2 separate regions of the Homo sapiens genome follow, and region 2 is linked to region 1. The links are chromatin loops, found by intact Hi-C in ENCODE. Cell type or tissue: ascending aorta. All regions are shown on one strand. Links, peaks and the distances in the headings refer to the core of each region. The heading gives the core; the rest is flanking DNA.

What was found. Hi-C counts contacts between places; a loop is a spot of excess contacts. Peaks named below come from ENCODE experiments on the same cell type or tissue, not always from the same donor. Only the 100,000 strongest peaks of a DNase experiment are listed, where the experiment ranks them.
Region 2: it touches region 1 in a loop (7-fold over the local background); 1 of 110 quality-filtered maps calls a loop at or near these places.

Annotation. Positions count from the first base shown.
Region 1 is chr11:69,537,792-69,542,165 of GRCh38, reverse strand. No RefSeq gene overlaps it. Among named protein-coding and RNA genes, the nearest start is that of LINC01488, 58 kb to the right of the region's middle. RefSeq lists a cis regulatory region at 2,745-2,748 and enhancers at 2,671-2,815, 2,834-3,494, 4,242-4,374. In ascending aorta, for the core only: a CTCF peak has its summit at 1,800; DNase peaks (open chromatin) are centred at 1,037, 1,855 and 2,325; H3K4me3 peaks cover 1,021 bases; H3K27ac peaks cover 2,995 bases.
Region 2 is chr11:69,414,563-69,418,936 of GRCh38, reverse strand. No RefSeq gene overlaps it. Among named protein-coding and RNA genes, the nearest start is that of LINC02953, 8.9 kb to the left of the region's middle. In ascending aorta, for the core only: no CTCF peak of the experiment used is centred there; no DNase peak of the experiment used is centred there; H3K27ac peaks cover 2,756 bases.

The DNA of each region.
Region 1 (4,374 bases), core at 256-4,255:
CAGCCAGGCCTTGTGGGTTGCAAGCATGTGGCCCATAGTTGTTTAAAGCCATCCCCTGCCCTCTTGGAAAGAATGGGCCATGCCCAGGGATGGGATTAGTCAAACATCTTCTTGAATGTTTTGGGTTCAGCAACACCCCACATGGATTTGCCAAGTGATTTCTCATGTAATTATTAACCCCGAGTGTATTCCAAGGGAAATGCAGCCTCGTGTTTCTGATTCACCCAGACTTCATTCAGCAGTATGTGTCACAAGCACTCGCTGGTGTCTGAGATGTCATTGTGACCTCCTAAGAGGCTTTCCTTGACCCCCTCCCCACTGCCCATCATAAGCAGGAGGCTGATTTGTGCCAACTTCCTGTGAACCTGAATACTACCGGGACCCAGCTCAGCTTGAAATTCAAAACCCTGGAATTTCGAGAGGGTTCTCATGGTGTCCAAACATCCTCACCCTGGCAGTGGAAACCAGTCTCCACTGCAGACTGATAACTGAAAGGAAAAGCCCAGAGCGAGAGCCCAGTGGCACCAGGTCCTCACACTGGCACCAGGTCCTCACAGTGGCATGAGGTCCTCACAGTGGCACCAGGTTCTCAGGCCTCCAGAGGCCAGGCTGGCTTCCAGGAGCAGATGCAAGTGCCAGATCTCGTAGCCTGGCTTCCTTTAGGTTCCTGTTCTTGGAGCATTGCTCTGAGGCTGAGATTGAAAAAAACCAATCATGATCCCAGCTGTCCTCTGCTCTGAGGCCTGAGCTGACCCTCAGGGTTGCCCCCAGCTCCTTCTTCAGACTGGACTGGTCCCATGCCTTCCTGGGGGGCTGGAGATGCAGCCTCCCTTCCTACAGCTGTTGGTACTTCTGATGCCATGTATTAGCCAGATCACCAGACCTCTGGAGATGTGGGACCCCCATTCATCTTGTCCCTGCTCCCCATGTACTCCACCGAGAGTCCCGGTTGCCTCTCTGGGGCTCAGTTTCCTCACTTGTCTCAGGTCCAGTGAGATGTGATTGTTCCATGAATCTAAAAGTAGAACGTTCTGGTCCAAGTCGAGGCCCTGGCAAAGCTGCCTTTCCTATCTCTAATTATGTGGCTCCATGACTCACTCATCATAAACCCAAGTCCTCAAGAAATGTCTTAAGGAGGTGGAGGGTTCTCAGAATGAACCTGCCGCCTGAGCCCCCGGCCCATTGTTACATGCACCGGCGCCAGGTACCTTATTCCCACCGTAGTGGGAGCAAGTTCGATGCTAAGAATAAGAGCTAGAGCGACGCTTTGCCTCCGGGGTTTCAGTGGGGGCTGGGGTGTGGAACCAGGGCAGGGATTGGCTTGGGGGCTTGAGCTGCTCTGGTGGGTGGTGTCCTGGGACGCTCTTCTCCTCTCCCACGGAGGCCCTGGGATTGCTGTCTCAGTCTGTGGTGGGTTGGTGGGGGCAGGGGCGGGCAGAGAAAAGGTTTTCAAGACCCTGAACCATCACCAAGCCCAGCAACCGGCCATTGTCCCTTTAGGGGTGCAGAAGGTGGTCCTGTGTGCAGTGGCACCAGCATTGTCAGCTCAGAGAAAGCAGCCATGACCCTGTGGAGTGTGGTTGAGTTGGGGGAAGTAAGGAGAAAGTGGAGGGACGGCCAGGGTAGGTGGGGTGGGTAAGAAGCGGGGATCGGGGTGGGGCCCGGCCCCGGAGACTTTTCTCCAGCAGAACACAGAACCATAGGAGCGGTATTTTTCCTACTTCCAGGCCAAATGGGCTTGCACGGGAAGCCTGCTCCAGTTCATGGGGAGGGGATGGTCTATGGGAACCAGAGAAGCCCGCCCTGCACCCAGCGGCCGCTTCCTGTAATGCGCTCTGCCCCCAGGGAATTCCCACGGAGCTGCCCAGGAGGAGCCGGGCCAGCGGGCAGCTGGGCCTTCCTGCCAGGCCAATGCCAGGGTGAGTTCCAGCGCCTGTGTCATTCTGCCGCCCAGGCTGGGCAGTGGCAGGCGCGTCCCTCTCCCAGGGTCTTTGTCCTTTCCCTGCCTTCCCAGGAGGGGCCAGGCCCTTGGAAAGGGGGAGGAAGACGAGGGAGAAAAGGGAGAGAAACTGGCTCCCAGCACTCAAAATAGCCATCTCCTTCTATGTGTTGATTTTCTGCTTTAAGCCAGGCTGGGGTGGAGGCCAGGAGTGGGGCCTGTGACGCTGATTTTCAATTCCTCCTGTGAGATTCCAGTCAGGTGGCACTCAAGCAGAGACTTCCTCCCTTCTGAGACAGGGAAGTGCCTCCGTGGAGGGGAGGGGCCTCAGTTCTGCAGAGGAGCCTGGGGTGCTGAGGGGGTGTGGGTGCCGAGATGGGTGGTAGAGGGGTGGCCCTGCAGATACAGGGTCTTACTCACATGCACTGCTGCAGCGTCCTCGCCCAGGGGGGCTTCGGGCCCTCAGGGGCAAATTCTGGCAAGTTTGTAAGTTTAATTTTTTCAGTGGATGAGGCATTCACGTGGTTACAAAACCTAAAAGTAGGCAATGAAGGGAAGCCACAGCTCCCTCGGTCCCCTGCGGCTGAGAGGCTGTGGGCACCGGCACACGCCGTCTTACCTCTCCCTTCTATATCCCGCTGTGGCAAATGCTGCCTCACTCTTGGGCACGCTGCTTCCTCATGCCACTGTCTAACCAGGTTTTTGGAGCCTTCCAGAATTCTGGGGCCTGAGAAGTCTCCTTTCCTTCCCATCTCTTTCCCTCTCCCTTCCCTTCCCTCTTCCTTCCCTTCCCTTCCCTTCCCTTCCCTCTTTCCTTCCTTCCTTCTGACTAACTGGCTGTGAGTGGCTTTGTTGAGTGGGTGCCTGACAGGAAAGAGAAAGTGACTTTTTGGAGGCCTCAAAGATGAAATCAGGGAATCCAGGGGCCTGCTGCTGGATCTGATGGTGGGGCCTGGTTGGGAAGGCTCGGTGCACTGTGGGCTGCAGGTGCTGGCACCAGGCAAGTCGGAGGCTGCCCCTCCCGTCCTTTCACTGCAGCTGGCCTGAAGCCCCTGGCTCGGTCCCCCGCCACGTTCTCAGCAGCGGGTGGCCTGTGAGCCAGGGCCCATCATCCCTGATGCTATTCCGCTTACTGGCGAAAGCAGAGGTCTGGGTTTTGGGTCCACCATAGCTCAGAGCCTCAGGTCCTCACCCAAGGCCTCAGTCCCCTAGCCTGGCCCACAGGCAGGAGTCTGGCTTGAAGCAGAGCCCTGACCAATCCACCTCCTCTGCCCACATTCTCTTGCTGGATGGCTGCCATCCACATGAGAGGGGCTGGGCATGTCCTGCCAGGGCTTCCTCCTGCCCACTCCAGCCCTGCTGCAGGCCCTGATCTCCAGGAGGAAAAGGCAGCCTGGGTACCTTTCCAACAGAGGCATTGCTTCCTTCCTCCCTCCGTCCCTCCCTCCCTCCCTCCCTTCCTTCCTTCCTTCCTTCCTTGAATTAACTGGCCCTGAGTGGCTCCACTGAGTGGGTGCCGGAGAGAGACAGCATTGACTATGACATGTCACTTGTCCTGGGGGAGGATGATTGGGGGTGGGGGACAGCTATGTCAACTGTCAGTGATCAAGACCCAGGACAATGTGAGAAACCAGCCAGGGGAGACTTGGGACAAGGTCAGGAGGGTTGGCGTTGGGGGCGAGTCCTAAAGAGTAACAGAAAGGACTTAATCAGACACAGTTGGGGTGTAGCCTCGGAGCTGCTCAGCTCATGGCCCCTCCCAGCAACCCTGCCTTGTGGCTGCTGGTCCCTGGGTCCCTGCTTTACAGCTGAGGACCCTCTGTGGTGGCTCAGCTGGAGGTGCCAGAGCCAGACTCTGCCTGCGTCCCCCAGCTTTGGTCAACTTGGGTCAGGTTCCCCAGCTGCAGAGTTGAGGCCCCCCAGTTCCAGCCCATCTCCTTTCTGCACGTGTCTTCATCAAGCCTTGACTTTGAGAACCACCGGCTGAAAGCAGCCCCTTTGCTCTCAATGCTCCCTAAGCAGTGGCCCTGCCGAGTCCCTGCTCTGCTGGGGTCAGGACCATCTAGACCAAGGAAGGAGGAAGTGACTTTTTGGTGGCCTCAAAGATGAAATCGGGGATCCAGGGATGCAGGAGGCCTTTCTTTAGAGGAGTGAGGGGCAGGAGGGAAGCAGATTTATGCCCTCGGAAATCAGCTCGGGAAGAAGACTGGTAGGGGCTGGGCACTGGGGGTTCTGGAGCCACATCCCCCAACATGGCCATCCTCTGGTTGGGATGGGTCAAGTGCTCCCATGACCCACACAGCACCGTTCAGAAGGCTCTGCAATCACACCGGGCACCCACTGGGTGCTGGGCCTGTGCCTCAAGCTCTGGAACATATGGGGGCCTTAGCAGCCCCACCATCTCCATCAATCCCCTCTACACAGCCCTCAAACAT
Region 2 (4,374 bases), core at 189-4,188, 120 kb after region 1:
TGATTCACCTCAACCAGCCTCAATTTCCTTGTCTGTAAAATGGCGCAGTAGTAGTCCTTGTCTTACCGGGTTGTTATGCAACTTAAATAAGAATATCGAGGCCAAGCGCCTAGCCCAGTGCCTGACATGTCGAAAGTGCTTGGTGGGTGCCAGTCTTTCCCCTCCTCATCAAGTCCTGTGGCAGACAGGCCCCCCAGCAGAGCCGGACCTGCCCTGGGAGTCAGGGTAGGAAACAGATGAGGACCTCAGCCCGGGACTGGCTCCCCTTCGGCCAGCACTGTGCAATAGGAAGACTATGTCAGCCTCACCTATAATTTTTAACTTTCTAATGGTCACATTAAACAAAAAAAATTGGCTGGGTGTGGTGGCTCACGCCTATAATCCCAGCCCTTTAGGAGGCCGAGGCAGATGGATCACCTGAGGTTAGGAGTTTGAGACCAGCCTGGCCAACATGACGAAACCCCTCTCTCTACTGAAAATACAAAAATTAACTGGGTGTGGTGGCGCACGCCTGTAATTCCAGCTACTCAGGAGGCTGAGGCAGGAGAATTGCTGGAACCCGGGAGGCGGAGGTTGCAGTGAGCTGAGATCACGCCATTGCACTCCAGCCTGGGCAACAAAGCGAGACTCTGTTTCAAAAAAAAAAAATTCAATTTTTAATTTCTGTGGGTACATAGCAAGTGGTGGCCACATTTTAAAAAGTGAACAGGACAGGTGAAATACATTTTAATAATATGTTTTATTTAACCCAATATATCCAACATATGATGACAACATGCATTCGCCGTTGTGATTATTAGTGAAGTCTTTCACATCCCCTTTTTCCTACTAAGTCTTCAAAATCTGGGGTGTATTTTGTTCTTCCAGGGCATCTTGAAGCAGACCAGCCACGTTGCAAGTGCTTGGAGGCCACGGATGACTGGTGGCTGCTGTTCTGGGAGACAGAATCCTATAGCATCCCCAGTCCTGCAGCACACAGGTGGGACAATTCCAGCTTGATGTCTCAGCCAGCGGGTTCCCACGTCCTCCCCGCCTCTCCCAGGCAGAAGACAGAGTGACCCAGGTAACCAGGTATGGACAGGCGTATCCCTGGGAGAATTTTAGCAGGCTGCCCCAGCAGCAGGGTGTGTCTGTAACACCGTGCCCCCTGCCCCTCTCAAATCCACACAGTGGGCAGCTTACACAGGGACAGAAACCACACTGACTGTCGTTCCTGCCACCTGACTATTGTCCTGTGGCCCAGGGCTGCCCAGAGCCCCTTCCTGCCCAAGTGGCAGCTGGCCCGCTGGATCTGCAGGTGGGTCTTGGGGACACTTCTCATCAGCTCAGCCACGCCGCCCGGGCAGCTCCTCATGAAAGGCCTGCCTTGTGCGCCTGGGTGTGCCCAGGCCGCCGACGTCACCCGAAGCCCCTTCTCATAAATTCCAGCTCCGAGGTTTGCAGTTATCGGGAGGAAGTTTCCAATTGCTGGCTCACATGTGGGAAAATATGTAAGCAAGTGAGAGGCCCTTTTGTCTGGGGCTCAGAGGGGGCCAGTAACCAGGAGGGAGGGTGGCCTGTCCCCAGTGGCGGGTGCAGAGGAAGCGGCTGCGCTCAGGTTTAATGAAGTGCCATGAATCATGACCACCCATCAGGCGCAGATGCTATAAATCACCTGTGACGGGCTTGGCTTGTTTGTTCTTTCTGAAGCCAATACATTGATCAGGGCAGTGGACACGTGAGAAGGCTCACTGGAGGCTCAGACCCTCAGCGACCTGCCGAGGTGAAATCAAACCCTCTTCTTTTAACTTGCAGGAAAACAAGGCCATAAAAAAGGAACTCCTACTAATGAAACCTCCTAGATTCCAAGGAGGAAAACGTAGCTCTCAGACCAAGTCCGTTTTCGCCCTTGCATCTGAAAGGGAGTCCAGGGAATTGCTAATTTTGAACTTTCTATACACCCTTCCTGCCTCTGGATGTGGCCGCCTGACTCGAATTCCTTTGCACAATAAAATGAGGGGGAAAAAAATCACATCACTTCAGCAAAACACAGGCTCGATTTTTCTTGATTAGCGGAAAAGTGTGTGCTATTTAAAAAGACACGTCATATAACTTTTTATTTTTTAGCATTCCCAAGCAAAAAAAAAAAAAAAAGGAGGGGAGTGTGCATTTTGGGAATATGAGCTCAGCTCAGCACCTAATTTGGAAAGACCTTGTGTTTGGTGATGGACTTGGAAAAACAGGCCTGAATCTGCATTTTAAGAAGATGAGATGTGCAGGGTTTCATTCCTTCTTCTCCTGGGCTTCTCTCAGACTCCAAAGAGAAGGGCCCTCTGCTTCTCAAAGTTCACAGGACAAAGGGGCACCTTGGTCCATGGCTGAGAAACTGAGTTGACCCTTAGGGAAGGGTGACCAGGCTCCCTGGCAATCTGCCATCCCTAGAGGACCCCATCTGTACCTGCCTGCTGCTGTCACCTGGCTGATGTCATTCTTTTTTGGGGAGGGTGGTCGGCGATGGACCCTGGACTGCCTCAGGGCGGTCTTTGGAAGTGGCCTCTGAGTGCGTGTTTAGATGACTCCTTGACAAGCACTGGTTTGCTTGTCATCTTCCTCTTCCTCCCCAGAGTGAGAGCAGGAAACCAGGCCTTGTCAACTGCAGGCCTGCACTCCTGCCCCTGGGCGGCCCCAACCTGCACACGCCGCCTGCCCGCCCGCCAGTGCCAGGGCGCCCGCTGCCTGTCAGGAAGGCCAGGGAGCAGATGCTTGTGCCGTGTGCATGGTGGCCGAGCCTGTGGTTGGGCCACGGGTGCAGGGATCCTGTGTGGCCCCTGCCAGGACCGTGGGCTCTGCAGGAGGGCCAGGGCCATAGCATGGGGGAGGCAAGGGGAACCTTGTCATGGTCCCTGTCCTCAGAGACCCCTCCAGCCAGACCTTCCAAGGTGGGTGGTGGGCATTGGGGCCCTGCCTGGAAGAAGCCACTGCCAGCCCCCTCTATGGGACCTCAGGGACCCGCTGGGCTGCGAGCTGGGAAGGGCTCAGCTCAGCCTAGGAGGGCAGTGTGTTTCCAACTTCGCAAGGTCGGCTGAGCACAGGGGTTGAGGAGTCAGTGTCCTTCAGGGAAGGTGGCCCTTCCTTCCTGGTCTTGGCCCATGTCAGCTCTAGAATGTAGGCTGGCTGCAGTGGGGGAGTCTGGACTAGAGGACACTTTTGGGGGGCCTCCTGCTATACTCTGCGTGGGAGAATACAGGAAAAGCCCAGGTCTCAGTAGGCCAGTACCAGCCAGGCTCGCCCTGGGCTCCCATTGACGCTCTGTGGAGTGTGAGGGTCTCACCCCAGACTGGGAGGAAGGGGTGTGAGGCTGAGAAGGCCAGTGACATCCTCGGATGACCTGGGATGCAGCAGAGCTGAGCTGGGGCCAGATCTCATTTCTCCGCCTCAGTGCAGCCTGCTAAGCGTGTTTTCTGTCTGTGGCTGTCTAGGTACGTGGCCAGCAGGCAGGGTCCTGTCCTCAAGCCCAGTGGCTCTGCTGGGGTATAGGGCTGGCCACAACTCACTCACTCATTCATTCATTCATTCAGTCAGTCAGTCAGCCAACGACCATTGTGAGCACCCCCCTCCTGCCCCCCACCTCTGCTGCCAGCCACAGCATCAACCCTTGAAAGTTGCCACAAATACTTTCCCCGGGGCCTGGCTTCAAGTCGCATTCAGAGCAAATCAGAGCTCCTCATTTTGGGATCTTGTCAGGAAAATGAAGGTGTTGAAAGCTGCTCCCCACAGCCCTGACCCAGGGCACTGGACATGGGAGCAGGCGGGGGCCGAGGTCCGGCAAGCTCTGGAACCCCATCCCGCCGTCCTTGGCCTCCCCATCCTCTCCTCTGCCCCTCAGCTTCCTCTCCTGGCCCCTCTCCCCCGGCTTCCCTTCCTTGCAGGGCAAAAGGAGCAATTGCCTCTCTGTGCGTTTCTATTTCTGCACCTTCCGCTTCCTGGCTGGTGGCCGGCTGGCTGCTTCAGAAAGTTCTGGAATCCGCAAGGCCAGCTGGTCCTGGGTCAGGATGTGGGGGCCTCAGATTTCCTTCTCCCCAACAGCTCCACAGGCGTCCCAGGGGCCGGGCGCCCAAGGGTGTCGGGGAAGGCTGTCACCAAGTGAAGGGATTGGGGAGCAAGTGTGTGAGGGGCAGGCAGATCAGCTTTGTCATGGTGACTGACCAGTGCCTGCACTGGCAGGCAGGTAGAGGGCCTGCTGCTGGTTCCACGGACACGCATTGTGCACCTACTGCACACCAGGCCCTGTTCTAGGCTCTGGAAATGCAGTGACGAACAAATACACATACTAGACTTTATTTTGTCCTTTGCAATAGCCCGCAAGGTAAGCACCTTTACTATCAATTTTTCAGA